Regions from separate parts of the Mus musculus genome. Here region 1 is linked to region 2. The links are chromatin loops, found by intact Hi-C in ENCODE. Cell type or tissue: heart. All regions are shown on one strand. Each heading gives the region's core, and the rest is flanking DNA. Links, peaks and the distances in the headings are about the cores only. Region 1 holds the start of Strada (STE20-related kinase adaptor alpha). Region 2 holds the start of Map3k3 (mitogen-activated protein kinase kinase kinase 3).

Region 1 (16,128 bases), core at 6,714-14,713, 110 kb after region 2:
TAGGTTTCTAGAGATGGCCTTGTTATACAGCCCATTTGCCCCTGATTTTCCTTATGTAGTCCAAGATGGCCTTCTTGATGCTTCTGTCTTGACCTCCCGAGTGCTAGGATTACAAACAGGTATGTGCCAACATGCCCAGACACCACTACTGTTTCTACAGAGAGAACTTTTCCTTTGCCCTGAACTAAGATCATCATTTCTAAAAGGCCTTACTTTGAAAAGGGCCAAACAGGAATGTCTGTGCCTGCTAAACCTCACAGCACAAATCTACTGAGCCAATAGGTTTTATGATAGGGCATTAGTATTTTTTCCCTGATAGATTTTTTTTTTCTTAGTTCTATTAAGTCTCACGATTTCCTCTACAAAAACATGAGTCAACTCTATGGATCAATACAACCAGAAATTTTATATTAGTTTTATATCTGCCTCAACCTAGTGTTTAAAAGTGTGTGTGTGTGTGTGTGTGTGTGTGTGTGAGAGAGAGAGAGAGAGAGAGAGAGAGAGAGAGAGAGACTGACCAGAGCCCGCACCCTGCTAAAGCTTTGCACACTGACATGTGTTCCTGGCCTTTTACTTTCCAGTTTGACACAGGGTCTCACTAAGTTGCCAGCGCTGGCCTTGAACTTGGAATGCTGCTGTTTCAGCCTCCCAAGTATACAGAATTACAGGTTTTTACCACCAGGCCTGCCTTAGGGACTTTGAAAATTTTAACTTGACAGTATGTGTCTCAGCTGGACAAATACTTATAAAAAGCAGAAGCGCACAGGCCTTTAACCACTGCACTTGCTTTCTAACAATCCAGACAGGCCAAGAACAGCTGCTTGATTCGTCTGCAGATTTCTGGGAAACACAGGACTAAAGAGGAAGCCTCATGAATCTAAGCACACAGTTTACAATGGCTCTTCAAATTGCTAACGTCTATAAACTGATGCAGTCAGCAGGAGAATAGCGGCAGTTATCCTGAAATGATGTTAAGTGCCATACCGTACTTACCTCCAAACAGTTCCAAATCTCTTAAGCCCTCAACAATGAACTTTTCCGAGACCCACCGCTAAAGAGGAAAACCCCAAAGAGAATTAGTAAGTCTTCTAAGCCACAACATAGTAGCTATCAGCCTTTAGAGACAAATAAGACAATTACCCCACAAAAACATAAAACTACGCAGTACAACAGGACTAAGGCCATAGAAAAGTAAGGATCTTGAAACTGGCTACAAACAATAGATTCAGTCCTTTCTCAAGTCTAACCTTACGCAAAATGACGATTGATTCATCCATGTGACTGGGGGGAAATACGTGGAACCATCCCAATAATAATGTTTTCTCTCCTAGACAGAAAAACTCTTTGGTTCCATCGTGTATATTCCATAGGTAGTCCTTACAAGTTCTGGATCATTCATGCCCATTTGAAAAAGTATTACTAGAATTCAAAAGAATTCTTCACGAGCCTCTGCTAGTTTATAAAATGTGACCTAGCATATCCCATCCTTTTTTTTTTTTTAATTGACAAAGCTTTCTTCTTCTGTTTGATTTTTAGCTTTGTGAGACAGGGTCTCACTCTGTAGCCTAGCCTGGCCTTAAACTCCTTAATCCCGCTTCCCAAGTTCTGTTCTGTTCTGTTCTGTTGTGTTTATAAAATAGCATCTATCATTGTGCGGAGGATGAGATTCCCCCTGGCATTTTCACACATGCAGCTCATGCACCTTGGACATCTTTGCAGCCCAGCACCCTTTCCTTGCCCCTTCCCCACTCTGAACTCCTGCTGATTTCCTGTCTGAGATCTGCTGGTCATCCTTACACTGTGGGCATGCTCATCCTCTCTGTCACTCCGTGGGGGCACAGAGGCTCCTGGGGCTGCACATTTATTTACAAGGGTTTCTAACCCGAGACTTAACTTCTATCAAGTTCACAGGACTAAACTAGCACAATCATTGTACACCTTGCCAGCCCATTTCAGATGAGTGTTAGGTTTCCATTACACTAATCAGGGGTCCAGTTTCACCTTAATTAGGACAGGTTAAAATAGGAATGTGGCTCCTATTTAAAAGCAATGGAATGCAGGTTCTGTTTCATGACCGGTGTCAAAATCTGGCATGGAGGCATTCTTTCCACTGAGTGGAGCTCAGGCTAAGTAGTGAGTTACCTTGTCCTCTTAATTAACACTGAAGTTTATTCCTTACAGAGTAACTGTTTTTATACATGTATACACAAGAAAGGGAAGTCTAAAGAACATTCTAAAATAAGCTATATAATATAATAAGTTATATGATATATAGTATGCTATATAATATATAAATATAAGCTATATGATATATAAAATATAAAATAAGTTATATAATATATATACTATAAAGTCCCTTTGTCCTTCTCTGTAACAATTTTTTCTGAATTAAAAAAAATCAAATTTACTGTAAAAATTTCTATGAACTATACTACAAAGGATAATTTGTGCTTTAATATTTGAGAATGGCAAATTCACCTCTCATAAATAAAAAATCTTTAAATACAATTTTAAGAATCCTTAAATATTAAGTAATTAAAATAATAAATCTTTAATAAATGATTAAAATCTTTAAATAATGATTGCATTTTAAAATTAAGTACTTGATGAAAGATAACAACATACTTTAAGAAAATTTTAATTATTTTGTTGGGGGGAGGGGAGAGATGCACACATGGAGGTCAGAGGATAACGTGTGGGATTCTCTCCTTTCACTATAGGGGTCCCCAAGGATAGAACTCAGGACTCCAGGGTTGATAGCAAGCCTCTGTACCTGCTGAGCCAGCTAGCGGTCCTTAAGTACTGAAGTCATTGGCATTAAACCCAGTATTTGTCCTTAAGGTCAATCAAATATTTTTTCTTAAAATTTTTACAGGAGAGAGTAGGAGCCAAGTTTCCACTACCACAAAGTACACAGTTGAGTTTTCTGAATTGGGGGAAATTGCAGGGGTCAGCATATCTGCGTGCTAAGCCTTCACCTGGGAAACCACCTGCATGGCATCTCCCGTCAGGTGAGTAGACGGTCTTTGTGTGTGTGTGTGTGTGCACATGTGTGCATGATGCATATGTGGGGATCAGAGGACATGGGAGCCAGGTCTCCCCTTCCACTGTGTGGGTCCTGGGAACTGAACTCAGGTAGTCAGGCTTAGCACCAAGCACCTGGACTTGCGGGACCAGCTCACTAGTCCCTGATAAAAATTAAGATATAATACGTTCTTCAGGTTAGTTTTAAAGACTCTCCATGATTATATTTAGAAATGTGTGCCAGTAACTACAGTATGACAGTGACTTTAAAAACAGAAATCCCTGAGAAACAGGTGCAAAGAGATCTTTACCAACTATGTAACTACACAGACACGGCCCAACCCATTTAACATGTGACCAATTGATTCATCAAATAAGCCACCTTTCCCGTTTTGTTTTCCACCAGAGAACTCTGGGTGTCACATAAAACAAAACAACCCACTGTAATACCAACCCAAACACTTTTAAGAAAAAACAAATAGAAAACCAGAAGACTGGGAACACTCACCCTAATGCGCTCTGGTTTACTTACAAGAAAAGACATGGGTTCCTACTGTGTAGACCTACTTCAACTTCAAAAACTTAAACCTAAAAGGAAAACAGAAGCAGAAAGAATTGGTTAAATTGTTTTTTATAGAATTTTTTTTTTTTTTTCCGAGACAGGGTTTTTCTGTATAGCCCTGGCTGTCCTGGAACTCACTTTGTAGACCAGGCTGGCCTGGAACTCAGAAATCCGCCTGCCTCTGCCTCCTGAGTGCTGGGATTAAAGGCATGTGCCACCACGCCCGGCAGAAATATTTTTCCTTCTGAATCAGTCTCCTGTAGGTAGGTAGAGGCTGCCTCAAACTCACTACAAAGTAGAGAATGACCTTGTCCTCCTGAAAGTCTGCACACTATAGGCTATGCTGGGATTGCAGGTGTGCACCGCTGAGCAGCATCCCCAGCCTAGATTTTTCCCCCTTTCTTTCTAGAGACCCAGGGTGATCTCTCACAACAGCAGGAGATGACCTTGAACTTCTAATCCTCCTATATCTGCCTATCTAAATGCTGGGATTGAAACACCACACCCATCCAATAATCTTTTCTTTGGTTTAGTGACAGTTGAATATTTTAAATACAGGTGCAGTCTTTACTTTGAATTAAAATGTTCAGCAAACTGCAGTGACTCTGCACTCTTTCCTGAGGGGCCTTGGACACGCTAGGCAGGCACTCTACCTGTGAGCCACCAGCACTGCTATTTTTGAGACAAAGTCCTTTATATAGGCTGGCTTCAAACAATCCTCTTGACTCCGACTCTAAGAGCTAGGATTACAGACATGCCAGCTGCACCTGTAGGAAAGTATAAAACTATTTACTGATAACATAATTGTGTACTGAAAAGAGTCTAAGGATTCTACAAACGAAAAAAAAAAAAAAAAAAAAACCATTTTTAAGATGGGTGTGGTGTTGCATACCTGTAATCCCAGCCAGAGGATCAGGCATTCAAGGTCTTATTTGCCTATCTAGGACTCTGAAACTAGCCTTTCCTACATGACCTGGGCCAAAAATAAACACATAAGTAGGACAAAACAAAACAAAAATTTAGACCTCAATTTTTAGACTAGCAGAGCAGACTGGGTGTCATGGCAAAAGACCTGTAATCTTAGAACTAGGGAGACTGGAGCAGGAGAATCAAGAATTCAGGGCCAGTTTGGCTGCAGAAGAGATCTTGGGTCAAGGGAAAACCAAAACCAATCTAAAAGCACATAGACAATTCATCTGAATATTGAGGGAGTTTCCTTTTCTAGTTCTTTTTTTTTTTTTTAAGTTTTATTTGATGTATATGAGTACACCATTGCTCTCTTCAGACACACCAGAAGAGGGCATCAGATACCATTACAGATGGTTGTGAGCCACCATGTGGTTGCTGGGAATTGAACTCAGGGCCTCTGGAAGAGCAGTCAGTGCTCTTAACCTCTGAGCCATCTCTCCAGGCCTCCTTTTCTATTTCTTGTAGAGGAATTTAAATCCAGCAACATGGCTACTATGGCCATGTGGAATAGAAACAGGCCCTTAGCACATACCTTTATATCCAAACAATGAAGGTAAAATTAGTTTGTAAAAGGAAACACCCATGTTTGAAAGTGATGTCTAATTGAGCGGCTGACAAAGTAACAAATCAGAGAAAGACCTGACAGAATAGGATCTGCCTAGCTCTCAGAACAGAGAGGAAAGAGAGGTGAATTAAAAGAGCAGCAATGAGAGATGGAGAGGGGAGAGGCAGTTTTACTGAGACAGTTTTATAGAGACAGGTTGCAGACAAAGAACAAGCTAGACACAGGTTAAGACAGAATGAGAAAGAGCCAGAAGATTAGAACACATTGCCAAAGTTAGTAAGAGGCCAAGCAAAGCAATGCAGTCAGAAGCCAAAAAAGCCAGTTTGAATCAGTATGGATAGGCGTTTTGAGCCAGAACAGCTGGGTTGACCAGCCATCCAGAGTTCAGAAAGAGCTAGAAAGGGTGAGCTTGTTCAGCAGTAAGTCTCAGAGGCTGAAAACATTCTGGACCTAGATTAGATTACATGGAGGCTAGAAGCTTCCAGGACTAGGCCTAGGTTAGCAGAGGGAGGCAGTGAGCCTTGGCAACAGCAATTACATCAGATGAAGAAAAGACACTTTAACACCTTCTACTCTGTGTCACATTAAGATCACTAGGCTGCTTCAAATGTTCTTAGAATACAAAACTACAGTGGAAGGATGAAGCAGATGGATATGTCATTCAAAACATGAATCCATTTTTATCAACATTTAACACCACAATACATTGGTAAAGCAATATTCATAGTTGACAGGTAACAAAAATAGCCTTATAATTTACTGACTTGTGGTGCTAAAGATCCAGCACAGGGCCTTAGAGATAACTAGACAAGTGCTCTACCACTGAGGTACACCCCATCCGACATCCCGCTTTATTATTTACAAGCAACGGTTACTTAGTTTTAAAACTCCTAGTACTTGAGAGGACCGGGAGTCCTCAGAAGTAAGAATGAGGAGCTCAGTTGTAGCTAGTGTGAGTAAATGCTACATACGCTGCACAAACTGAGAAATCGACTTTAGGGTGGGCCCATATTTATATTACAAGTATAGACTAGGAATAGCTGAGCTGTGTGGTATTTGCCCAGCATGCCCAAGGCCCTAAGTTTAATCCCCAGTATAGAAAAAATTATTTTTAGTTTTATTTTTCTTTACCTGAAAGAGTAGCTATGATGTTTATACATTAAACCTGGAAAAGGGCACTTCTAACTTATCTTAAAACCCCAGAGTAGGGGCTGGTGAGATGGCTCAGTGGGTAAGAGCACTTCCGAAGGTCCAGAGTTCAAATCCCAGCAACCACATGGTGGTTCACAACCACCCGTAATGAGATCTGACTCCCTCTTCTGGAGTGTCTGAAGACAGCTATAGTGTACTTACATATAATAATAAATAAATCTTAAAAAAACAACCCCAGAGTATATGTTAGTGTCAGGCCTTGAAAGAGAACCAGGCAGCCTTCACCATCCTCAAGTGTGTACATCCTTTTAACCGGGCCCTGGTACCTGACACACACAAATGCTACCTTAACTGGCTATGGAAGTGGGATGCCCACCAATAAACAGGACAGGGAAACAGACAAGGAGTGAGCAACTCCTTATAGAACTCAGCAAAAGCACAGCTGAGAGGTAGGAAGCCTTGGAGTATCAAAGGTGACTTAAAGAAACAGGAAATTCCAAGCCAAAGAGCGTAACTATTATCAAGTATCTGCTCTGTCTTGTGCAAAGGTGTATCACCAACTTCCACAACAGTGCATGCCACACACGAGTCACTCGGTAACACTAAACTGCCTGACCGTGAAACATTAGCCCTTTGACCATTCTCTAAGTGTGTGAGGACCAGGCATGCTAGCACATGGCTGTACTAGCAGGGAGAGGAAAAGCACGGGAGGCTTTGAACAGAAAGATGACACACAATGGCAGTCCAAGCACTGTGTCTTACATCTTGTGCCCACAAACCACTTACAGATCTTGTGAAAACGCAGCCTGTAGTTTGGAAGGTCTGGGGTGGGCTGGGGAACTCTAACGCACTCCCTGGAAACGACAATGCCGTTGCCATGTGGACTGTGCTATTAACTAATATTTGAGAAACCTTGTTTGGAAGAACAGTCCAAGAAATGTCAATCTAGGAAGGAATGGAGACAGGGAGGGGTAAAAATAGCCTAGAGAAAAGCAAGCTGTTTAGAAAACCCCTTTCCTGGAGTCTGTGGCAGTAGGAACACCAGGAACAGATAAGTGGCTAAGAATGAACTATGAAATAATAAATAATTATATCTTTAAAATATTAAAAAAAAAAAAAAAAGAATGAACTATGAAGCATGTACAGCCCAGCCCAGCCCAGGCTATCTAGTTCATTCTTTACCCTTGGAACTCTTTGCTTTAAGACAGGGTCTCCTACACACAAAGCCACTACGTAGCTGACAGTGATCTTGAACTTGATTCTGCCTCCATGCTCCTCATTGCTAGGATTACAGGCCTGCACCACCAAGTATGGCTGGGGACTATCTTTTACAAACTCTCCTAGATATGTGGTTGTGTAGTCCCTGACTGAAAACTGCAGAGACTTAATACCTTATCTGAGAGCCCATTCTACAGCTGATGTGTGTTTGTGTTTTTGAGTGTTCGGAAAATGATTAATATGCCACGGAGCCAATGCCAGAAAAGGAAAAGTTTGGAGGTAGAAGTGGCTTTAGTGGAGGGGTAGATTAAAATATTTATTCATTTAATGTATAAGAGTGTATAGTGGCTGGGCGTGGTGGTGCATGCCTTTCATCCCAGCACTCCGGAGGCAGAGGCAGGTGGATTTCTGAGTTCGAGGCCAGCCTGGTCTACAAAGTGAGTTCCAGGACAGCCAGGGCTATACAGAGAAACCCTGTCAAGGAACAACAACAAAAAAAGTGTATACTGAAGGCTTGCAGGAGGGGTGCACATCAGATGTCTTCCTCTGTTGATCTCTGCCAAGTTCAAGTTTAATGAAGGTTGACTAATGTTGAGGATTCTATCTTCCAAGAAGCAGGGATAGCAATTTGTGAGAAAAGTAGTACTTGATGTTTAAAAGGAGGTTAGAGATGGCTTGGTGGATTTAAAGATCACCAGCTAAGGCTGTAAAAGTGGCAGAAATCCACAGCTGAGAATGATAGCTCATGTGTGGATTCTCAGCCCTCAGTAGACAGAGACAGGAGGATCAGGAATTCAACATCACACTTGGCTACAGTCTCTTTTGAAAAAAAGAAGAGACAGAGTGTAGTCTATAGACTCCACTTCCCTTTTTGTCCCCAGTCTATTGTTGACACTCAGTACCCTCTATTACAGCAGCGCTCCCACTAACCACCTACATTCCTCACCTTAGCTTTTTCCCCTCAAGGCAAGGTTTCTCTGTGTAGCCTTGGCTGTCCAGGAACTCACTCTGTAGATGAGGCTGGCCTCGAACTCACAGAGATCCGCCTGCCTCTGCCTCCCGAGTGCTGGGATTAAAGGCATATACCATCATGCCTGGCTCTCACATTAACTATTACACTTACCAATGTGTGTATATGTATGTATATATGTGTATATATATGTATGTGCTTGTGTGTGTATGTATGTATATATTTATGTGTGTACCTGTTTCTATGCTTGGTGAAGCTAAAGGACATTGTGTATTCTACTCTATCACTCTGGACACAGGCTGACAGCCAGCAAGCTCTGGTGTTTCTCTTGTCACAGGCTCATGGCCACACATGGCTCTCTACATGAGTTCTGGAGACGGCAGCATATCTTCCTATCTACAGAGACACCTCTCCAACCACCCAACCATACTATCGCCTCATTATCTCTCCCACTACAACAGGTACCGATAGGAGAATTCACTTGTTCTGACAGACTTTTTTTTCTTCTATTTTTACCGCTGGTCCTCCAAACTTTATGTCGGAGGTCACAACTATAAACCCAGCCAAAAAATCTTCTAAGAAACCTAATTAAAGGGTGAAGAGAGTTGACCAGTTTCCGTACTATAACTAATGGTTAAACTATTAAGTTCCTGCACTACGGCAGAAGCAAGTTAGCAATTTTCTTTTTGGTAGTGTGGAGAATGGAAAGCAAGTCCGCACTGATGTTAATCAAGAACTCAGGCGCTGAGCCACGCCCACAGTCTCAAATTTGGTTAATCAACCCTCAAGGATCTGAGTCAGTCTCAGGTGTTGGGTACCTCCGGATAAGGTTATCAACTATCATGAAGACCCATCCAAACACTGGAACATAGTTCTACTTCAACGGGTATTTCAGTAAGACCGAGTCCAACCGTCTGGGAGAAAGGGGTCAAATTGAAGTACCTTAGGGTCTTAGCAGAAGACTGAGTTGAGAAGTTATCTATTTCCTAAAATTATGAACAATTTTATTTAGCCACTCCCCTTCTGTCATGCTCACTCTCCGCCACCATACTCGGTCCCCAAAACTGCTGGGACACTTAAGACAACACATTTAGAAACTCTTCGTTTTGACCAAAGCAGAGAATAGCTCTGATCTTGCTTCCGTATGAGAACTCAACCCCATTTGGAAGCCCCGGAAAAGGTGGGGAGGCCATGCGGTAGCTAGCCTCTCCGGTCCGGCAACTCTGCTCAGCATCTCCCCAGCCAGGCCCAAGCCTAATTTTGCTCTCAGGCTGTAACCTCAATGCGGGAACCCAGAACCCAGGTTAAATGAGGGCCAGAGGAGGGCGAGGGTGAGCCGGGATGGCCACTTGAGGCTCACCCCCGAGGACACGGACTCGGAGTCTGGCAAGAGGGATTATCCCTGGGAGCGCACCAGGCGGCTCCGCCACCGGGTACCTGGTCTAGGAGTCAGAGCGCAGTACCGACTCCGTCTCGGCTCCGCCTCCTCAGTTTTGTAGCCGCGCTGCCGCCAGGCCGGTTGCTGGGAGGGAGGTACGCAACGTGACATGCGCAGTGGAGGGACCCAGGGAGACTGGCCGAGCCTCGCCCCTCCCCTTCACGGAACAAGCCCCTCCTACTCCCGCCCCACGGAGGAAGTCCCGCCCCTCCCCTACGGAGAAGCCCTGCTTTGCCCCACCCAAGAAGGGAGCTCCGCCTCTTGCCTCCAGCAGAGGAAGTCCTGCCTTGCCCGGTTCTCAGAAGATGCTCCGCCTTACCCCCTGCCCACTAAGGACTCTGCTTCGTCTCGCCTCGCTTCACCCCACCCATCCCAGTGGAGGAAGCTCCGCTTTTCCCCAGAGAGAGCTTCTGCTTCCATCCCACGTTACCGTTACCGGACATGCTAGACCCGCAGTCGCTTCGTCAGGGAGAGAGTTATTAACTAGTCTTTTTTCCCCTTTGCTGAGGTCGTTCCTTATCTAGGACGAAGGCAGGTTTCCCCACGTATGTGGAAGCGAAAGACCTTGTCATTGTTGCAGTTCCAAAGGACCCTAGAGTCTCCCTCGAGTCTCTGTACCCCTCCTAACCCAGCAGCAAGAAAAGGGGCAAGGGCTAACTATAGCTATTGACTTGGCTACCAGGGGTATTCCCACCCCTCATCCCACACTCTGCGGTTCCCAAATCCCAGGTGCCATTTCACCTGGTAGGACTCCAATTGAAAAACAAGTCTTTCTTGGGTCAGTCTCAGGCAATAGAACAACAAAGAGGAAACTTACCCTTTGTGCCCAAAGTTCCTTCTCCTTAAAGCACAGAAAATAGCTCAACTAAACGAGAGCTATGGTTTGTTTTTTGTTGGGGTTTTTTTTTTTTTTTTTTTTGTCCCTAAGTGCTTCATAACTATTTTTTGGTAGTGAGGTATTTTTGAGATAGTGTCGCATGTAGTCTGGACTGGCCTTCAGATCAGCTTCCCTCTGCCTCTGCTGGGATGGGATTAAAGACTTGGTGGTATGTCCTCTATTAGCAGAAACCTGTGATGAGTTTGCCTTTATGAAAAAAGACAGCAGGGGCCAAACCATATAGGACTAATAAAATGAGGACTCCGTTTTATCATGAAGTGATTTTTAGTCACTTCAGTTACTGTGGAGTGAGGGCCCAATACATCTGTGTACATACTGTCAAGTAATGAATACTTGTTTTTTTTCCTGTCTCAGATTTATACCAGTCGACTAACTTCCAAGAATTTTAAGTTTGGCCACATCATACAGGAACTTGGAAACGCACACTACCCTCACCTGAAGATCTCAATGTTTTACACACAGCTGTAACCTTGCCTAGTGCGTTTAACATGCCAAATTTGTTCTCAGTCTCACCACATTTCATCATCAAACAAACATCACGAACTCACAAAAAGCAAGGGGACTGGAGGAAAATGCAGTTTCTGCCAGTTCACATGGTCTTTGGAATCCAGAATATTAGGGAAAGCAATACCTGAAAAGGTGTCAAGCTTCGGTTTTTATTTTTTCATATGTTGTGTGTGTACTTGTACTTGAATGTACTTGTGTGTGTGTGTATGTGCGCGCAGAAGCAGGCGGAGGAACTGGATGGGGTGACAGATAGTTGCCGGTGCTTGATCCTTTCCAAGAGCAGCAAATGCATCTTTCTGCTGACCCAGCTCTCCAGCCCCAAACTCTGAGACAGGGTCTCACATCTAGTCCAGGCTAACCAGACTGGCCTTAAATTTGGTAAACCCCGTCTCTTCTGGGATTATAGGTGTGAACCACTGCGCCGGGCTCTAATTGCCAAGGCAACCTCAAATTGAGTTTTTCTTTCTCCTTTCTTTCCCTTCCCCTTCTTTGGACTGTACTAGACATTGAACCTAGGGCTTCACAGCATTCTGGACAAATGCCTGAGCCCTAAAGCCTCTTACAGTCATTACAATAGGATGTGTAAACACTGGGTATTTCATCTATACCTAGTGACCCAGCCAACACATTTTCTAACAGGATGTTACAAATTGAGTGTGGCTAAAAGATTTTACCAACTGGATGGCTGCCCACAGTAACTGCTCAGAGAACCCCAGACTCTACTGTGACTGTGTGAGTGGCCAAATGCACAGCTTCTCATCCAGCAGTCTTACTGAGTCATAGTAAACTGTATACTAAAAGGTCAACAGAGATTAGAGTGTGAGTCCAGGGAAGTACAGGCTCCTGATGCTTTTTGAAGTATTAGTGTTAGGTGCTAAAAGATTCCCAGTGCTTTCTGAAATTGACTTGGAAAACTGGCTGCTGTTCTACTGGCTGCTGTTTTTTTTTTTTTTTTTTTTTTTGTGGTGTAGAACAAGTCGACTAGAATTACTTAATCTGCTAGGTATTTGCCACCATACGTCCTTAAGCACTTTACATTCTACTACCTAATATGAGCTTTCAAATAGCCATTTTAGAAAGGAGTAGGAAGACAAAAGAGCCTTGATAAACGCACTGGAATAGGAGGGCTGGATGTGTATCAGTAGAGTGCTCACCCAACACGGAGGAGGCCTTGGGGTCAAGTGTGTGTGGTTATAAATATATGATGCACAATGCCAGAGCATCCTTGGCACAGGAAACAGGCTTCAGTTCTATGCAAAGTGATAAGCTAAGCTACAGAAAAATGTACAGAAGAAAGCTATATAAATTTAAAATATGAATGGAAGGGGGGGGAAGAGTACTCTGGGAACAAACATGGGTAAAATACAATGTTACGGGTATGAACATGTAGTGAAGCCCATTCTGCATGTTACCTAGAATACTTTAAGATATATTTATTTTATGCATATGAGCACACCAGAAGAGGGCATTGGATTCCATTACAGATGGTTGTGAGCCACCCTGTGTTGCTGAGAATTGAACTCAGCATCTCTGGAAGAGCAGTCAGTGCTCTTAACCACTGAGCCATCTCTACAGCCTGAAATACTTTTGAATAATGCAAAAAAAAAAAAAAGTTTGAAAAGTTTAGTACCACCTTGCTCTTCAGTAACTCCCAAGGAAAAGGAATACTTTAAGGCCAGGGTGAGGACCAGAAGCTGGAGGCCAGCCTGGAATACACAAGACTCTGTCTCAAGAGGTGGGTAGGACAGCGAGTGAGCATGGGAGTGTACTCCAGCTGCCTGAAAGGCCAAGCCTATCTATGCCCTGGAAACTAGCCTATGTGATGCTAGTCCTCTAAGAAAACAGTAGATGTGTTGGTATCTACCTGTCACCCTCTCTGGAGACTGGGACACAGGCCAGTCTGGGTTACAGATGAGATCTCACCTCAAAGCAAGCAGTAGGATCCACCACTGGGAAAAATAACAGCGTTCTTTTCTTCCTTCTTAATTCAGAGGGATAAGAAAGCTGTGAACTTATACAACCTAACACTGTTTTCCTTTAAGATTTTTTAAAAATATATGTTTAGATGCCTGTATGTGCCTGCAGAGACCAGATGAGGGCAACAGATTCCCCTAGGGCTGAGATTTGAATGTGGGTCCTTTGCATGGGTAGTAAGTGCTCTCAACCCCTCGCCTTTCTCTAGCCCTGATATCTTCCTTTTGTAATAAAATCTTTTGCCGATCTTCAAACACTTGAAAAGACATCAGCCCCACGCCCAGCCAGGCTTCTCTTTACTTTGTTTCAGCAGTTTGTAATAGAAGCCATACCTACGGGTCTAACTCTTCCCTCTTACATCCTTTACCTTTAGAGTTAAATGAGGCACAAGAGAACCTGGGTGGAAAAAGTACAGAATTTGACTCTTCACAAAATCCAGCAGACCTGATACAATCTTCACACTCTCTACTTCCTACCGGAGGCTTGACGTGTCACCAAGTATTCCCCTTTCTCCGAGGCCCATATAGAGGAGCTCTAGATCTGATGCCTAACCATGAGGTTTCCTTGGACTAAAGAAACACAATTATAATTCCTCTATTTTCATTGCACCCTCCAGCTCCAAAAAAAACAAAACAAACACCTTGTCAGTTCTGACAGATAAAGTCAGAGGATAAAAGAATTCACTCACCTCATTCCACTGGACAGACGAGAACAAGAGAATAAAGTAAAACTGCACCATTGGATAGTAGTCTTGCCTTTGTAAAGTGTAAGATTATAAAACAACTTTGCACACATTATCTTTTGGTTTTAAGCTGTGAGATGAGTTGGAGATGGCTCAGCAGTTAAGAGCACTGACTACTCTTGCAAAGGTGCTGGGTTCAGTTCCCAGCACCCTCAGGGCAGCTTACAGCCACAGGTAAGTCCAGTCCCAGAAGTTCTAACACTCTTCTGGCCTCCTTAGGCACTGTACACACATGGTACATAGACATACATGCAGGCAAAACACACATACACATAAAGAAAAAGTTAAACTGTGAGGTACACAGGAAAAATGTTTACCCCCACATTATAAAGGAATAAACAGCAGACTCAGAGGTCAGTAACTTACCCAAAAGAAAAGGCTTAGCAATTTTTTTTCAACACATTTATTTATTCACCTACTGTGTACATGTGTGTGCACACACCATGGCCCACATGTGGTGGTCAAACAACCACGTGTAGGAGTTGCATGTATTCTGAGGCTCAAACTAAGGTCAAGCTTAGCAAGCACCTTTACCCACTGAGCCATCCCTCTGGTCCTAGCAACTGGTTTTGTTGACAGTCTTTGTCTATGCTTCAGGGATAATTTTGGCTTGCTAGTGATCCAGGCAAAAAGATTTTGGAAGATGGATTCTTCCTAGTGTGACAGTAAGCAACATTCTCCTCTCTTGGTCCTCTGATTCTGTACAGAACAAGATGTCTTACCCAAGGAGAAGACTATAATGGTTTGGATCTTAAATGTCACCAAAGTTCCACAGTAAAGCCATATAGCCAGTGGCACTATGGGTAGGTGATGGAAACCAAAGAAGGAAGTGAGGCCGTTGAGGGTGTGGCTTTGAGATATCAGACCGCCTGCCTCTCCTGTCTGTCAACTCCCTGGCCACGGGGAAGCAAGCAGGTGTGCTCTACCCAAACCATCTTTTCCTACCTGAAGCTCATCTCAGCTGTCCTGTCACAGTGATGGAGAGCTGATTAACACTGTAGCTAAAGTGGGCTGGGTGTGACAGCACACACATGCAGGTGATACCAGCAGATCCGAGGCAAAGGTCAGCCTGGCCTAGAAAGTGAGTTCTAGGCCAGTCAGCCCTACACAGAGAGACCCTATTTCAACACAAAACCAAAAAAATAAAATTAAGACAGGTAATGGTGGCGCACACCTTTAATTCCAGCACTTGGGAAGCAGAAGCAGGTGTATCTCTGAGTTCAAGGCCAGCCTGGTCTACAGCTCAAAACTCTGTCTCAAACAAAACAACCAAAAAACCCTACTACAACAACACCCCCCCCAACAAAAAAGAACAAGGGAGTTGGAGAGATGACTTAGAGATTAAGAGCCCTGACTCCTATGTTGCCTTCTTCTGGCCTGCAGACATACTTGCAGGCAGAATGCTGTATACATAATAAATTAATAAAAACCTAAACTAAACTAAAACCAAAACAAACAAAACCTAAAAAGTAATAAAAAAAATAATTCAAAAAAAATAAAACCTGTGGGCCACAGTGCAGTGGTATGTCAGTGTCCCAGCACTCAGCAGGCTGAGGAGAGAAAATCATCCTGAGTTTGACTGTGGCCAGCTTGGGCTACATAGTGAGACCCTTTCTGAAACAATACATACAGGGCTTTAGAGTGGTAACCATAAAGGAATATTCAAGATTAATGCTTTTGAAGGAAAACGATTTTCCTGCTTTTAATAAGAGAACAGTATACATATTCTTGTAGGACAACTACAAAAAGTCAAAGCAGCACACAGATTTTGTCAATCAGTTTAATATATGTCATAGGTAGTTCATATGAATGCTTGTTACAAAATTAGCTGCCACGGTCTGATGTATGGGACTTTAAGAAAGCTTATATTACTTAAACGATAACTAAACACATAAATTTTGATTCTAAATGTATTTTAAAGATTTGTAAAACAATGTTAAGTCTAAAATTATCTGGCCTTAAAGTGATTTAATTTTGTGTTATTTTTAATAACTTAAACTTGTGAACTGTTAAAAAACATTACACTTGAATATCCCAGTGCATATATTTCTATTAGCCTACACAAAGCCATGTGAAAAACTCCATACAATTCCCAAGGCAACAGCACAC
Region 2 (16,128 bases), core at 3,693-11,692:
TCCACACATATGCCATGGCACATGTGTGCCCACACTTATACACACAAACATACTGACATATCATGTACACCTGTGTACACATATACATACACAAAAAATACTAAAATAAAATAATTATTATATATATAAATTATCTCATACCTAGGGCTGGAGAGATGGCTCTCTCTTTTTTTTCTTTTGATCTCCTATAACATTCACATATACATGATATAAACACATATACACACATACACACACATACATAGTTAATTTTAAAAAAAGATAATAAATCTCTTTGAAAAAGAACCCTCAAATTATCTTCTTCCAAACAAAGGAGACTGGGTCTAATATGGCATCTTATGTTGACAAGACCTTGTTTATAATATAGCCCTGCTTTAGAAATGTTGAATATAAACTAAGCTGAAGGAATATGATCGTTTCTAACCTGAGGGAACTTAAGGGAACTTGGCCACTCATGTGAACAGGCCCCTTCCAATCTAGAAGAGTTCGTTAATATGACTTGTTGAGGAACCAGTTTCCTTATTAGGCAACTGTGAGAATGACTCTGCACTGACCCCTGGCGGCCGGGGTGCCTCTCATGCCCCTGCTGTTAACAAGGAAAAGCAGAAATGGGCTGACTTGAACCTTTCCTATTATGTATGGGTCCAGTTGAGCCCATAAAATATAAAGATAGTCATATCCATAAAATATAACAAGAAACCACTGTGAAGATTCATACTAAAAACATTTAAGAAGGGAAATTTTTAGTTTAGTGATACATTCTGTCTGATTCTCATCATTATACAAGTGAATTTTGTAACAATAGCATCTGTGCTTCAGGGAAGAAATCTTAGAGTTCTCTTTGTTATTTCTGCTTTGAAATTTCACTTGGAGGTCATGGAGTGAGTGTTCAGGACTCTCAGATCAATAATAAAAAATTGGGAACGAGAAGACAAAGGTATAGCCCTTCCCACTGCACAAAAAAAGCCCTGACATTCACAGGAAACAGTTACCTTTCTAAGCATACTTTATCAAACTGGCTATGGTGTCACACACCTGTCACACAAGTGCATGCAGCAGTAGGAGGACTGTTGAGAGTTTAACCTGGTCTACATCCAGAGTTCCAGGCCAGCCAGGGCTACATAGTAAGACCTTGCCTCAACAAAACAAAAATCAAATAAAAATATTTTATGTCATAAAATGTTTACAATGTAGTATTATGTAAAGATTCAAAATTACATGTATGTTAGGCTAGGGTGAAAGAGGAAATTTGTCAGAATTTCAGGAATGGCAACTGTAGAGTGGTGATATCACTGATTTTTTTTTTTTTTTGCTTTGTTTTGGAGTTTTATTTTATTTTGACTAGTGAGCCAGTCTTACTCTGTAGCCTAGGCTGGCCTTGCACTCATTCTCCTGCTTTACCCTCTCCTGAGAGTCCTACAACTGTGGCTCACCATGCCTGCTAGTGTTACTGAGTTTGTCTTTCTAGAGTCACGTTATTCTTATCAGGGGAAGTTTTTGTTTATTTTTTTTCCAGTGGTAGAGATCCGACCCAGGGTCTCACATTCACTAGGCTCTGCTACTGAACTACATCCCTGGCCCAAGGGGAGATATAAGGAACAAACTAACAAATATATGATGGGTGTGGCCCTGTATACCAGTTATTCCAACTTCCAAGGCTAGACAGAGGTTTAAAACAAGAGAAAACAAATCCATTAACCAAAACTAAAGCCAAAAACTAAAAAAATCTTAATCAAATTATTTCCCAATTAGGAGACCAACAACATTTGGAAGTCTGGGTATAGTGTGTGTGTGTTTTAAACAACAACAACAAAAACCAGGATCTCACTGTATAGCCCTAGTTATGTAGAAGATACTGAGCTTGAATTTCCTCCTTCCTCTGTGTCTGGAGTGCTGATTGCATGTGTGAGCCACCACGCCTGGCTCTGATGAACCTTTAAGTGACTTGGATGACTTACATCATCTTATCTTTGATCATTGTCCTAGTGATACAAAGTTATTCACTGCCTTGAAGCCACACTAGAGTTATATTCTCCTGTCCTTCTGGTAAGATGGAAATATTTGTGACAGGCTCTGTCACAATTTTGACTAGTATGTGTGTACATGTTAGGATCAAACCTAACCTAACTTTGCTTTGCTAAGCAAAGGCTATAGATACCACCGAGCTATATCTCCAGCCCCATTCTTATTTTTGGAGACAGGATATCACTAAGTTGCCCACACTGGTCTTGAATTTGTGATCCTGCTATCCCAGCCTCCTAAGTGGATAGGACTATAGCCTGTGCTAGCAAGCCTGGCTTACATCGACTCTTACCAGAACTGCTGCTGTGGGGCTGTGGATGTAGCTCAGATGATGCCTGAAGCCTCTGACATGATCCCTAGCATCATGTAAACTGGACATGGTAAAGCATACGTATAAATCTTAGCACTTGTGAGGGGGGAATGAAAAGCAGCATTCTTTTTTTTTTTTTTTTTTTTTTTTTAAATTTTTTTTTCATGTATTTATTTACTATATGTAAGTACACTGTAGCTGTCTTCAGATACCCCAGAAGAGGGCATCAGATCTCATTATGGATGGTTGTGAGCCACCATGTGGTTGCTGGGATTTGAACTCAGGACCTTTGGAAGAGCAGTTGGTGCTCTTACTCACTAAGCCATCTCACCAGCCCGAAAAGCAGCATTCTTGTGTGCACGAGGCCCTGGTGTACTCAGAACAGTGAAGGCTCTGGTTCCAGTCAACTGTGAAAATACTACAATGCTGTTGGATTACTTTAAAAAAAAAGTGTGTGTGTGTGTGTGTGTGTGTGTGTCCGGCCAGCCAGTGGACAGTTTTCTATGTTGTCTCAGGAACACCATGCACCTTTGAAACAGAATCTCTCATTTTTCTGGAGTTGGCCAGTTAGTTTAACTGGCTGGTAAGTGAACTCCAGGTCCTCTCATTTCACCCTTCCCAGTGCTAAGGTTGTAAGAGCATCCCACCTCGCCTGGCAGTTTTTCATGGATTCTGGCGAGTACACCCAGGTTCCTGTGCTTGCAAGGCAAGCACTCACTGACTGACTGACATGTCTCCCCAACCCAAGTTATTTTTCTTTGAATTTTGTAGGAAAGCTTACAATAAAGCTTCAAACTCCTGGAGGCTCTGACTCCTAGGTATTCTTTGAATTCTTATGGACTCCTCTGTAGATGATCTGGGGGAAAAAAAAAAAAAGAGCCAGTGGGCCCGGCAGACATGAATGCTGTGGTAAATACCAAACTAGTTTGACTTCAGTCTTTCCAGCCACTGAATAAATAGGTAGCACTTTTAACTTTATTCCTTCTCGTAACTTCTGCTTATGATAAAAAACATTATTTTTATTTATTTTAAAATCTTAGTTTACTTTATGTGTGTGTGGAGGGGGGTGCCCAAGGAAACCAGAAGAGTATATCGTGCTCCCTTGGAGAAAGAGGTGCAGGTAGTTGTGAGCCATGCTCAGTGTGGATTCAGGGAACCGAACTCTGGTCCTCTACAAGAGCAGCAAGTACTCTCACCTGAAAACACCTGTCCCCCTGCTTATTTTAAGTTAGTAACTGGGAATGGTGGTCTGTGTCTACAGTCTGACCACTGGGAAGTCTGAACAGGAAATCCCCTGGATTTGAAGCCAGTGGGGCCTAGGATACAAATTCTGGCTCTGCCAGTCTTGAACAAGAATTTAACCTCTTTAGTACTCGACTCTTCCAGAGTGGAGGTGTTGCTAGTACCCAACCTGTGGGTTCCTACACTGCTGTTTAGCAATAGGAAGTGTTGGGTGCAGGAGAGATGGCTCGGTGGGTACAGTGCAAATGCAAGGACCTGAGTTTGAATCTGCAGAACCCAGGTGAAACCCTAAGTGGTAGCTCCTAGACTGTAATCCCAGTGCTCCTACGAAGAGATGGGAGAGAGGCAGGAGCATCCCTAGAAACGTGTGGCCAGCTAGCCTGGAGTGTACACACAGCAGTACACAACAAAAAGATCCTGCCTCAGCCAAGGTGGGACTCAAGGTCATTTGTACATACAAACTACCCCCAACACCACCACACAGGTAAAACACTCCTGGCTTCCTCAGGCTCCTGAATTCATGCATATATTCCTTTCACCCCTACATACATACAAATAATTAAAAATACTCTATCATAACATGTTTAACCATTCGATCAGTGACTATTTGGATGTCTACTTAGAAACGAGGTTACAATGAATTTTCTTTACCTTTGCTTACTTGCAAAGTAAGTTATTCTTTGGGATAAATGTATACCAGCATGACTTTAAAATGAATACTACTTTTATTTAGGAGAAAATACCAATAATTTTTAAGATCTATGAGATATGCATATTATTCCTTGATGACACAGTAAATTAATTGGTTCAGCAGGTAATCTAAAATGTACCCTACTTTATCTCTGAATTAAAAGAATTTTCATGAAACAGGTGACAGGTTTACTGGTATTTTTCTTTTGTAAACCAAACCTATTGATCCCTCCCCTAAGAGAAACTGTCCATTGTTTATTGTTCCTGCTGTGCCCCATTGGCAACATGCACTTGAAAGAAAAGAATGAAAGTGTGCAGCTACTATATAATAGGGCTGCCAGATAGGGCCAGCACTTTTTGGTCCCTGGTACTGGAAGTAGGCATGGCTCAGATACCCACAGGCATTCGGTCACTGTAAAACTAAGAGAAGGTATGGCCCAGCAAGGAAGCTTCACGCAGTGCTAAGAAAGAAGAGAAAGCAACCCACAAAGGGAAGATAAAATACATAACTAAGGGTGTATATGTGGACACTATATTCAATTACTAGTGTTCCCACTTGACACCTCTCTCTCTCTTTCTCTCTCTCTCTCTCTCTCTCTCTCTCTCTCTCTCTCTGTCACACACACACACACACACACACACACACACACACACACACACGCTTTGCTATTTTGAGTCTTGAGTCAGAGTGTCATGCTATGCTATATGGTCCTAACAAATAGGTCTTGTAATATAGTCTAGGGCCTGGCTTTCAACTTGAGGCAATCTTCTTTTGCTTCCTGAGTACTAGGATTACAGGCATGTGTGCACCACCACACCCAGCAGGCATTTCAGATGTACTGAGGAGATGGTTGGCACGCCAGTTTGAAGGACAGCTTCTTCCTTGCTCACCTGTGGCCCCTCCCCCAGTGCTAAGGGAGCAAACCCAGGTTCTTGCCCATTCTAGGTGAACCGTTTACCACCGAGCTACATCCCCTTCCTGACAGCTTCTGTTTACCTGCCTGTTTTACAAAATGCACTTACATGAGAGCAGAACAAGTGCTCTTGGAGCAGAGCAAAGGCCTTCCTTAGCCCAGCTTGAGAGGGAGTGGTGGAGAACTAAGAGGACTTAATCCTCCCTAGAAGGACTGAGACTGGGAGCAGAAATGGAGTACACTCACCACAAAGAACATAGTACACATACGACTGTGTGGGGAGGGAGACAGGGAGGGGAATGTCTTAGTTTGGGTTTTACAGCTGTGAACAGACACTATGACCAAGGTAACTCTTATAAGGACAATATTTAATTGGGGCTGGCTGACAGATTCAGAGGTTCAGTCCATTATCATCAAGGCAGGACACATGGCAGCATCCAGGCAGGCATGTTGCAGGCAGAGCTGAGAGTTCCACATCTTCGTCTGAAGGCTGCTAACAGAATACTGGCTTCCAGGCAGCTAGGATGAGGGTCTTATAGCACACATCCACAGTGACACATCTACTCCAACAAGGCCACACCTTCTAATAGTGCCACTCCCTGGGCCGAGCATATGCAAACCATCACGGGGAATGGATTGAAAAGTTGAGATTGATTTGAGGAATTTTTAGTGTGGCTGCAGCATGGACTTGGGGTGAGAATACTTTGTTACCTCTTTCACATTTGATTCTTTTTTTTTTTTTTTAAATGATCGGTACATGCGTGTGCCTGGTTTATATTTGTGTATGACAACATGCATGCATGGTACTTGTGGAGTTGAAATGAGGGCCCATCCCCTAGAGTTGGATTTACAAGCAGCTGTGAGCTGACCAATGTGGGTGATGGTAACTGAACCTGGGCTCTCTTCTCTGCAAGAGCAACAAGCACTCTTTACTGCTGAGCTCTCTCTCCAGCCCCTATTTGACTCATCTTAAAACTGATGGGTTATAATATTTGTAAATAGGGTTCTCTAGGATCATGTTTCTGATAGAAAGTCTGTGGTGTGAATACACTTTAAGTAAATGAAGTAAGAGATGTTGATGGTTTGAACTGGGCTAGCGGAGCTAGGGTGAAAGAGAGGCAGAAGGACTGGAGACCTGATCACTCGGTGTCTTCCTTGGGGAACTGATGAGCAGAGGAAATGTGAACAGTGGAGGGAAGCGATGGGTTCAGTTTGGACCTGTAGAATGTGAGGTGCCTGTGGAATGCTCAGGAATGTTGCCTCGGGAGCTTAGAACCAAGACCTGCCTGAGCTGGAATCCTCAGCACACAGGGTAACTGCAGCATGGAAATGTTTGACTTCAGTGGCTGAGGGACAAACAGTGGGAATCGAATTCACAAGAAAGGCATCTGAAGGAAAGGCAGAAAGAGGAAGCTTACTAGCTCAGTCATTGGAGAGGCTAAGTGAGATTACATGGCTGGGATCTAGTAAATAGCTGGTGTTTTTCCCTATTGTTTCTTCACCAGAAAAAAAAAAAAAGATTATTCTATTTCAGGCACTTCAGTAAATTAGGGACTTCTTTGTTTTGTTTGTTTGTTTGAGACAGGGTTTCTCTGTGTAACCCTGGCTGTTCTGGAACTCACTCTGTAGACCAGGCTGGCCTCAAACTCTGAAATCTGCCTGCCTCTGCCTCTACCTTCCAAGTGCTGGGATTAAAGGCGTTCACCATCATTACCCGGCATAAATTAGGGACTTAATCAAGTGAGAATATGAGACTTGAGAGTTTGAAGAAAAACGAGTTAGATACAGTGGCACAGGCCTTTAATTTTAATCCCAGTACTCAGGGGGTAGAGGCAGATAGATCTGTGAGTTTCAGACCAGACTACAAAGAAGTTCCAGGACTACAGAGAAACCCTGTCTCGGAAAACAAAAAAACAAAAAAACAAAAAAAAAAGTTCCAGGACAGTCTAGGTTAGAGACTCTGTCTCAAACAACAAACACCTCGTACACACACACACACACACACACACACACACACACACACGAGAGAGAGAGAGAGAGAGAGAGAGAGAGAGAGAGAGAGAGAGAGAGGACAATAAAGTTAATAGTATGGGTTGAGAGTGGGGATGAAGAAAAAGAATTGCGTAAGACACTCCTTAAGAGATCTGATACTCCAAAGCCACCTCCTAAGGTAAGTGTTTCTAAATGACAACTGAAAATGGCATCAGATTTTTCTGGAATCTGAAATATGTCATTGGAACTGTCTCCAGAGAAAGGGAAGCCACACTAACTGTGGTAGAGTTGGAATCTTAAGACTGGGTGTATGAATTATTGAAACAATGGAGGTTGAAAAAGTTAATCACAATGCTCTTTTGAAAGATCACACAGCCAGTACAATTGTTTTGAGACAATATTTAGTGGCACAGGAAGCACAAAAGTGTAAGCACACCAGAAAACAATATGAAGTTATTTTTTGTCTAACGTTGCATATCTAGGTAGGAAATAGATAAAACTATCTTCAGGGTAGGGCTTTTCTTTCTGTTTTCCTGCACTTTTAAGTTTTCTTTTAAAAACGTGTCTCGCTTTTATAATTCTAAGAGCAAAACTTGTCCAAAAGCAACTCTAGCAGAACTCAGAATGTGGGGACCCACATTCCAGCACTAGCCTAGCCTTTGAAGACGGAGTATCAGGTGTGGCCTCGGAGGTCTGAGACCCAGGGGGATGAGAGAAGTAACAAGACCATCCCCCTGCCTGTAAGCCGAGGCTACTCAGGGTATCGCGCAGCTCAAGTAGCCTGAAAGCATCGAGCCAAACCTTCCCTGCCCAATCCGCGCCAGACACTTTGCCCCAGCAGGGGCCGGACACCTCAGCACCTCGAGGTCGCCAACAACCGACAACCATAGGGCCGAAGGTTTTCTTTTTCTGAGGGCCTCTACAGAAGACGACTTTGCAAGGCGCCAGGCCGGGGTAGCCGCCGAGGGGAACGGCGCCAGCCCGCGCGCCCGCCGAGGGTTCCGCAACTGAGCAGAGGGTTGTGGGCGGAGCCTCAAGCCGGAGCAGTGATTGGAGCAGCCCACACCTTGGCCAGAGAGGCTGAGAGCGCCAGCTAGCGACACTCCGCGGCGGGTACTCAGCGCTCTCTCCGTGATTGGCTAGGCGCGAGAGGACGGGCGCTGTCTCAGTGATTGGCAGGCTCTAGCCAGCCCTCGGAAATCGCCTTGACTTCGCCCATTGGCATCCTGTGAGAGTAGGCGGGATTGGTCCGTCGTGATTAGCTGGCGGATGAGAGTGAGGGCGTTGGGAGAGAGCGGGGAGGAGGAGGCGGGAGTATCTGACTTCCTCCTGGTTATTGGCTGGTAATGAGAGTGGGGGTAGTGCCAAGGCCCAGCGGCTGCATGCGATTGGCAGATGCTGGCATGAGTGACAGGCTGCAAGGCTTGCTGCGCGCCCAGCGGTTTGTTTTTCGGAGCGTTCCTGAGGTGGAGAACAGTGGCCGGTCGGAGCGTCTTCTGGACTTCAGGACTCGCAGGCGGCCCGGTCGAGTGGCGCCGCCGAGGCCGGGTTGGGCCGAGCCTGGGAGCGCCGGGGATGTAGCGGGCCAACCTGCTCATGCCACAGCGCCCGGCCGCGGCCGGAGCCGGAGCCTGGGGAGGCGGCGGGGGCCCCGAGCGCAGCCCACGGCCCCCGCGCGGAGCCAGGCCCGCTGCCGTCCCCGCCGCCCGCTCCCCCGGCATGCAGCCCCGGCTGCGGAGGTGACACTTCTGGGCTGTAGTCGCCACCGCCGCCTCCGCCATCGCCACCATGGGTGAGTACCGCCACCGCCCCGGCCTGTGCCCGCGCTGCTTCGCGACGCCCCGCCCCAGGCTGAGGGGAGGAGGACCCTGGGCCGCCGCCTGACAAGGCATGGACAGTTCGCCGGGCCCGGGGCTGAGGATCGCGGACCGCTCGCCTCTCCGCGGTGCCTCGATCGGGGCGCCGTTCTGGCTACCTCCGGGGGTGCCCTACCGGCCAAACCCACTCGGCAACTCTCTTTCCGGGCATGCGGCCGGCGTATCCCGGGGAGGGGTCTGCGGGACCGAGGCCCGTCGGGCGGCCCACTGCGGTCCCCAGCGAGCTGGCGCGCGAGCTTGAGGGTGGGGGAGCCGGAGCTCAGTGTGGGGCCGGGGCTGGAGCCTGGTGCAGGCCCAGCTGCTGTTGTGTCTTTTCCTTGATTTGCTTTTTTTTTTTTTTTTTTTTCCTGCCTGTGTCATTTCCTTCCCTTTGCTCACACAGGCTGGCCTGTGAGTTCCCGGGGCTTTGCTCTGGAGCTCTGTGCGCTCTCCTGCGCGGGGGAGGGGGACGCGGGGGGAGGGTATGCGGGGCATCCACTGCGACGCTATTCGACGCGGATCCCTGTTAGCAATAGCAGGCTTGAGAAATGCGAGCTGCGCTCCTCGCAGATTACTGGAAGTTAAGAATCCTTGAGCGCTGAGGGTTATAACTCAAACCCTACTTTTGGAAAAACCCGGCTTTTATATTTATCCTGCGCTACCCCTGCAACTATGTAACTTTTTGAAAGAGGCATTCGGTACATAAAAGGATCACTATGAAATCATTTCCTTTTTGTCAGTATTTGTAATTCTCCTGTGAAGATGTAATCTAAGAAAAGTTTTTTTAATGCCTTCTACAAAATATTTGAGCTGTTTTATATATATTTTGCATAATTTTGGTTCTTTATCAAAAAGTCTTGGACTTAGCTAAGGAATGTGTGACATTTTAAATATATTTTGCTTCCCCAGTTGGGGCAGGTATTGTGATGCTCATTTTCCTGGTCTCAATCAGGTTTTGCAAAAATATTTAGTATTATTCTAAGTCAGAAAGGGGTGAAATTTAGTGAAAGTCTCCTTTGCAGAAGTATTCATTGCTTGTGTGAGTGCTCCATAAGATGAAATGCTAATGTTTGTTTTGCCCTAAAGCAAGGTCAAGTCATTTTTGTAGGAGGTTTTGTGGGTGCAGTAGCAAATTGGCCAGATACTCGATTGTGGTGGAACTCCTTACTCTGGCTTTAAGTTAATTGCTTTGTTCTTTATCAGACTGCCCCTCATACAGTATGGGAAGGATTTGTTCATTTGCTGGGTTTTCTATTCCCTTTCCATGCTATATTTCAGATTTTTTTTTCTATAGAACTCTCATCTGAGAGACACCAAAGGAAACTAGTAAGGATTTACATTTCAACATTTATTTATTCACATGTCTAATACAATATATTCCAATAAATGTTTATGGAATGCTTATTATATGGGGCACATATTTCCTTATATATTATTGGGGAACAGAATTCTTTTTATCCTTCCCTGTTTCCCCACATTTACCTACTGCTACAGACTTTAAGCTAGATCTTTGAATTATGGACCTGTATTGTAATAGTCTTATACGCTTTCCTTCTTGCCCGGTGTGTGAGCCTTAAGTCGCAAACGGGAGTATGAGACCCTTGAGGATATACAGACCTCACATGGAACACTTTGGTTGTAAAACCAGTGTGTGAGTATCCAATAATGACGGCAACGTCTCATTATCTAGTATGAAAATAGAGGAGAGCCTGTTTTCAAATTTGAAGATGTTTTCAGCTAGTGTATGAACATGTTTTCGGAAAGGCCTTGCTGGGAGGAAAGAAACTCCGTGGGTAAAGTCCCAAAGGAAAAAGAACAGGGAGCATGGTGTCTTTTTATTTGAGCCCATGTCACTTTTTAAATGTATTTGTGTTTCCAGTGCTGGGCATCAAACCTAAGTCTTGTGAAGGCTAGGCAGGCATCTGTCACTGAGCTCCGTCCCTAGCATTCTCTTAAATACCTTTGCTTTCCTCTCTCTGTCTTTCTCTCACATTTAAAAAATTATTTATTTTTATTTCATCTGCATTGGTGTTTTGCTTGCATGTATACCTGTGTGAGGGTGTGAGCTACAGACAGTTTTGAGCTGCTATGTGTGTGCTGGGAATTGAACCCAAGTTGTCTGGAAGATCACCCTGTATGTCTTCTTAACTTCTAAGCCATCTCTCTAGCTCTTTCTTTCTTCCTTTTTTGTTTTTGTTGTTTGTTGTTGTTCTGAGATAGTCTTCTTGTGTAGTCCTAGCTACCCTGGAACTTGCTGTGTAGACCAGGCTGTTCTTAAATTTATTGTAATTCCTGTTTCCTCAGAACCTAATAAACAAACAAACTCAAACATTTAATAAAGAAGAATCTAATTTCTTAATATTTTCATTACATTTAAACTCCAGGCCAGTGACTAGAGGCTAAAATTAATTTGCATATCTGCTCTGCAGATACTTTAATCCATAGTCATATTTTCCTGAGTGGTTCTATGCTCCAGACTGAAGCCTGTTTGACAACTTGACTTATTAGTAAAAACAGGTCAGATTTTATATTGTCTGTTAGCCTCAGCAAAAGTCTAGTGGATGCTGCAACTTATCCTTGTAAAAAGTGGGAAATCTTTGTTTAGTTTTTTGGCTTTGAAACTGTGTGACTATTGAAAAATTTTTTTTCTTGGACATACTAGAATTTCCTCCAGTAATTATAGTAATGCTGTTAATAATTCCTGGGACTTATTTGTTCTTGTTTATTTGTTCTTTTTCTAAATATAACTTGAAGCTTAGGGGAATGTATTAAAACTGGGTAAGGACTTGGAAATATTACAGGAATCTAGGGAACTGAATACAGGATTAAAAATGGTTGGTTCTGGATTGACAACTTGGTTTGAATTGTAATAATTATAACTTACAGAACTAGGTTTGAGTTTTTATGGTTCCAAGGCTTTTGGGAGAACCTAAGAACAGTCTCAATATGTCTAGACTGTAGTAAGCTCAGCATGATTAACAACTGTTTTGAGAGAATCTTGAATCACAGTTTAATAAATTAACATGCCTATATCATGAGTAGATTTTGATTTTTCTTTCCTTTTTGTTGTTGTTGTTCTCCTCCTCCTCTTCTTCCTCTTCCTCCTCCTCCTCCTCCTTCTTTTTTAGGGTTTATTTTTATGGGGCTGGAGAGATGGCTCAGTGGTTAAGAACACTGACTGCTCTTCCAGAGGTCCTGAGCGCAATTCCCTTACAACCATCTGTAATGGGATTCGATGTCCTCTTCTGTTGTGTCTGAAGACAGTTTTTTTTTTTTTTTAAGATTTATTTTTATTTATATGCATGTGTTTGTGTGAATGTCAAAAGAGAGATCTATCAAAGCTGGAGTTGCAGGAAGTTGTGAGCTGCATGATGAGGGTGAGGGTGCTAGGAGCTGAGCTCAGGTCCTTTAGAAAAGTGGGACAAGCTCTTACCCGCTGAATGACCTCTCCTGCTCCTGATTCTTGTTTTTGAGACAGGATCTCAGGGCATCCATACATGTCTCGTGTAGAATTTTGACGTAGTATTAAATTATTTCTTTTAACGTGTAATGTGTTTTACCTGCAAGTGTGTGTGTGTGTGTGTGTGTGTGTGTGTATGTGTGTGTGTGTGTACATACTACATGTGGGCCTGGAGCCCTCAGTCTGGAAGGGGATGTCAGATCCCATGAAACTAGAATAACATACTGTTGTGAGCTGGCATGTAGGTGCTGGGAATTAAGCCTCTGTTCTCTGGAAGAACAGCCAGAGCTCTTAACTGCTGAGCCATCTCTCCCAGCCCTGACTTTTGATATTTTTTTAAATGACAGTTGTGGGTGGAAAAGACAGTTTAGTGAGTAAGAGTGCTTGCCCAGCAAGCATAAAGACCTGAGTCTGAGTCTGTGGCATCTGCATTAAAAGCTAGGAAAGGCTTTAACCTGTAACCCCAGCATTGGGGGAGAAGGCATGTAGCTCTTGAGAGCTCCCTGTTTGGCTAACCAGCTTAGCTGAAATGGTGTACTTCCAGTTCAGTGAGGGACCCCATTTTAAGACAGAAAGGTAAAGCGCACCAAGTGTTCTGCTCTCCACATGTATATGCACAGGTGAGCCCCTCATGTGCACACCCACAAGTACACAAAAAAATTAAGGATAAATAAATGAAAAATAAAAAATGATAGTGTGCAATTGTTCACAAGAAGAGACCATTCTGTATTTTAAGAGTTGGGACACACACACACACAAAACACACATGTAATATAATATAGTCTCTAGTCTTTTAAGTTAGTTTCACCAAGTGTTAAAATATAATGACAAAGGGCTGGCTTAGTAAGGTGCTTGCTATGCAAGTGTGAAGACTTGAGGTTTAAATCCCTGTTACCTATGTGAAAAGCCAGGCGTGGTGACTTGTGCCTGGGCAGGTCTTCAGGAGGATTCCTGGTGCCTGCTGGCCAGCCATCCTACATGAGTGAGAGATCCTGTTCCCCAAAGTTTGGAGAGATGTACAGGAAGATGCCTGATATCAACCTTTGACTTAGAGAGGCACATGCACAAGACCTGCAGATGCATACACACAAAGGGTGTAAAGTGGTGATTCTATTGATTCTTACTAGCAAGCAGTGCTTTACTTTGTAATATGCATTTGAGCCATTAACTTTGGTAGATTGTTATATCTCCTAGTAATAGAACAATACACATTTAACTTTTTGGTTTTTTGAGACAGGGTTTCTCTGTATAGCCCTGGCTATCCTGGAACTCACTCTGTAGACCAGGCTGGCCTCGAACTCAGAAATCCGCCTGCCTCTGCCTCCCAAGTGCTGGGATTAAAGGTGTGCGCCACCACGCCCGGCTATATTTAACTTTTAAATAAAAAAATTAAATACTGTACTTTTAAAAGTTTTCATTATCTTTAAAATTTTGAAGAAGAGTTGAGACAGTCTTAACCTGTAGCTGGCTGGCCTACAGCTCACTATGTAGAGCAGCGTAGCTTGGAATTCACAGAGATCTGCCTGCCTCTGCTTCCTAGTTGGTAGGGTTACATATGTGAGTCGCCACTCTTGGCTTCAACCATTGTCTGTTGTTGTTGTTGTTTTTTTTTTAAACTGGGTCTCATGTGGCCTACACTTGGCTCAAACTAAACTTGCCCATGAACTGGTATGCACTGTGCTTGGCTGAACCATGTTTTTTTAAAAGTGTGTCTATCTGTGTGAGTGTGTGTGCAAGAGTGTGTGTGTGTGCACCAACATGTGGAGGTTAAAGGACAGCTTTTGTGAGTCACTTCTTTTCTTCCACAGTGGATCTAAGCATTAGGCTTGCATGGCAAGAGATTTTAAAGGCTGAGTCCCTCACCCTTGTTCTTGAAGAAGAAATTTTTTTGGATCGAAGATGGGGTTTGGTTGTGCATACTTACTGTAAATTATTTTTGCCAGTGAGGAGGCCAGACCTGGGAGGACTGGGAAGTAAGTGTGGTGGGGTGCATGCTGTCAGATTCCCAAACAATCAATAAAAATATAATGGAAAATTTTTTTTTTGTCTGAATATGGTCAGCGTAGAGGCAGTGGAAATACATGAAATGTCATGAAGAGAAAGTAAAATCTGACTCAGGGACTCTGGAGCACAGACTCTTGAGTTGAACAGTATGATCAGATGACCTGGCAGAGCTAAGACAGAGCCTTGGCAAGATGAAGAAATAACATCATTACTTAAGTGAAAACAAAAATTGAAATTACTTTAGACTGGGTGTGGCAGAGCACTCCTTTAATTCCAGCACTTGGGAGAAAGGCAGGTGGTAAACCTGGTCTGAATAGCAAGTTCCAGGACAGCCAGGGCCACCTTGTCTTAAAAAACTGCGACCAACAAAATATTACTTTGGGGATTTGTAAATGTGGAAAAGAGATTGTTTGTCTGTAGGATGACAATGTTTATTATAAGACATGGTGCTTCCTGTAACTTCTGGGTTAACCAAGAAAACTCATAAAAGGGACTTCCCTTAAAAACCCTTCAGATAAAGTTCAATGTGGAAAAGTAACTTCCTACTGGAGCTAGGAAGGAGGAGGGTGTATGGCTCCACACCATAAGTCAGAAATAAGAGAAGAAGTACAAGTACGAGGTACCTGCTTTCTTATGGTTTCTTAGGAGCCTCTGTTTCCCTCCCCTCCCCCTCTCTTTTTCTGTGTGCACCAGGTACATGCTCATGTATGCCACAGTGTGTGTGTGTGTGTGTGTGTGTGTGTGTGTGTGTGTGTGTAGCTCAAAGTATTGTTTGTATAGGGGTCACTTCTTGCCTACCACCATGTGGGTTTCAGGAATCAAACTCAGTTTGTCATGCTTGATGGCAAAGCACTTTTCCCTGCTAAGCCCTCTTGCCAACCTGTGCTTCTATTGTACGGCCGACCTCTCTCATCCTTGGTTCACAGGTTTCTTGTTTTCTGTGAATACACATCATACCCTTCCTAGGTTACTAAATTTCTTTATAAATAACATGTATTTACTCATTTTGTGTGTGTGTTTTTGTGGGGTGGGGTGGGGGCAGGATACCTAGGCCATGGTGGCATGTATGTAGAGGGTTAGAGAACAGCTTCTGAAAGTTAACTCTCACCTTCCTTTCTGTGGTTCCTAGAGATCCAACTCAAGTGGTCAGTCTTGGCAGCAAGGACCTTCACCCAATTAGCATCTCCAACCCCATGTTTGTTTGTCTGTCTGTCTGTCTGAAACACATTCTCATTTATTTGTAGCTGGCCTGGATCTCTCCATATAGCTAAGAATATCCTTAAACTTCTGCTGTTTTTACCTCTCAAGCTAGGATTGTAGACATGCCACAACAAATGACCCTAATTTTTAAATTTCAAGTATTTTCTTCCTTTTTATGTTTTTATGCTTTACTGGTAGCATATTGATCAAGATCTGATTTTCTTTATTTCTTTTTTATCCCTTATTTGATAAAATTTGATAGAATTTGATAAATTCTTTACTTTTTTTCTTCTATGGCTGAAATAGCTTGCTCTTCTGAAAGAATCTTTATTCTGTTAATTACTATTTATTCTGTTAATGATTATATAAAACCATCTATATACAGTTCTTGCTACTCACCTCTTAAAAATATTTTCATACATTTTTATTTAAGTATGA

What was found. Hi-C counts contacts between places; a loop is a spot of excess contacts. Peaks named below come from ENCODE experiments on the same cell type or tissue, not always from the same donor. Only the 100,000 strongest peaks of a DNase experiment are listed, where the experiment ranks them.
Region 1: it touches region 2 in a loop (2.0-fold over the local background); 1 of 42 quality-filtered maps calls a loop at or near these places.

What each region holds. Positions count from the first base shown.
Region 1 is chr11:106,183,569-106,199,696 of GRCm38, forward strand. Strada (STE20-related kinase adaptor alpha) reads right to left here and starts at 10,035. Exons shown (of 13, transcript NM_001252448.1): 1 at 9,898-10,035; 2 at 3,533-3,612; 3 at 994-1,051. The coding sequence starts at 3,568. Ccdc47 (coiled-coil domain containing 47) reads right to left here. Exons shown (of 13, transcript NM_026009.2): 13 at 15,786-16,128. In heart, for the core only: a CTCF peak has its summit at 9,841; a DNase peak (open chromatin) is centred at 10,143; H3K4me3 peaks cover 2,065 bases; H3K27ac peaks cover 1,684 bases.
Region 2 is chr11:106,075,972-106,092,099 of GRCm38, forward strand. It overlaps Map3k3 (mitogen-activated protein kinase kinase kinase 3), which reads left to right and starts at 8,616. Exons shown (of 16, transcript NM_011947.4): 1 at 8,616-8,962. The coding sequence starts at 8,959. In heart, for the core only: CTCF peaks have their summits at 8,276 and 9,167; DNase peaks (open chromatin) are centred at 8,370, 9,040 and 9,510; H3K4me3 peaks cover 3,647 bases; H3K27ac peaks cover 2,456 bases.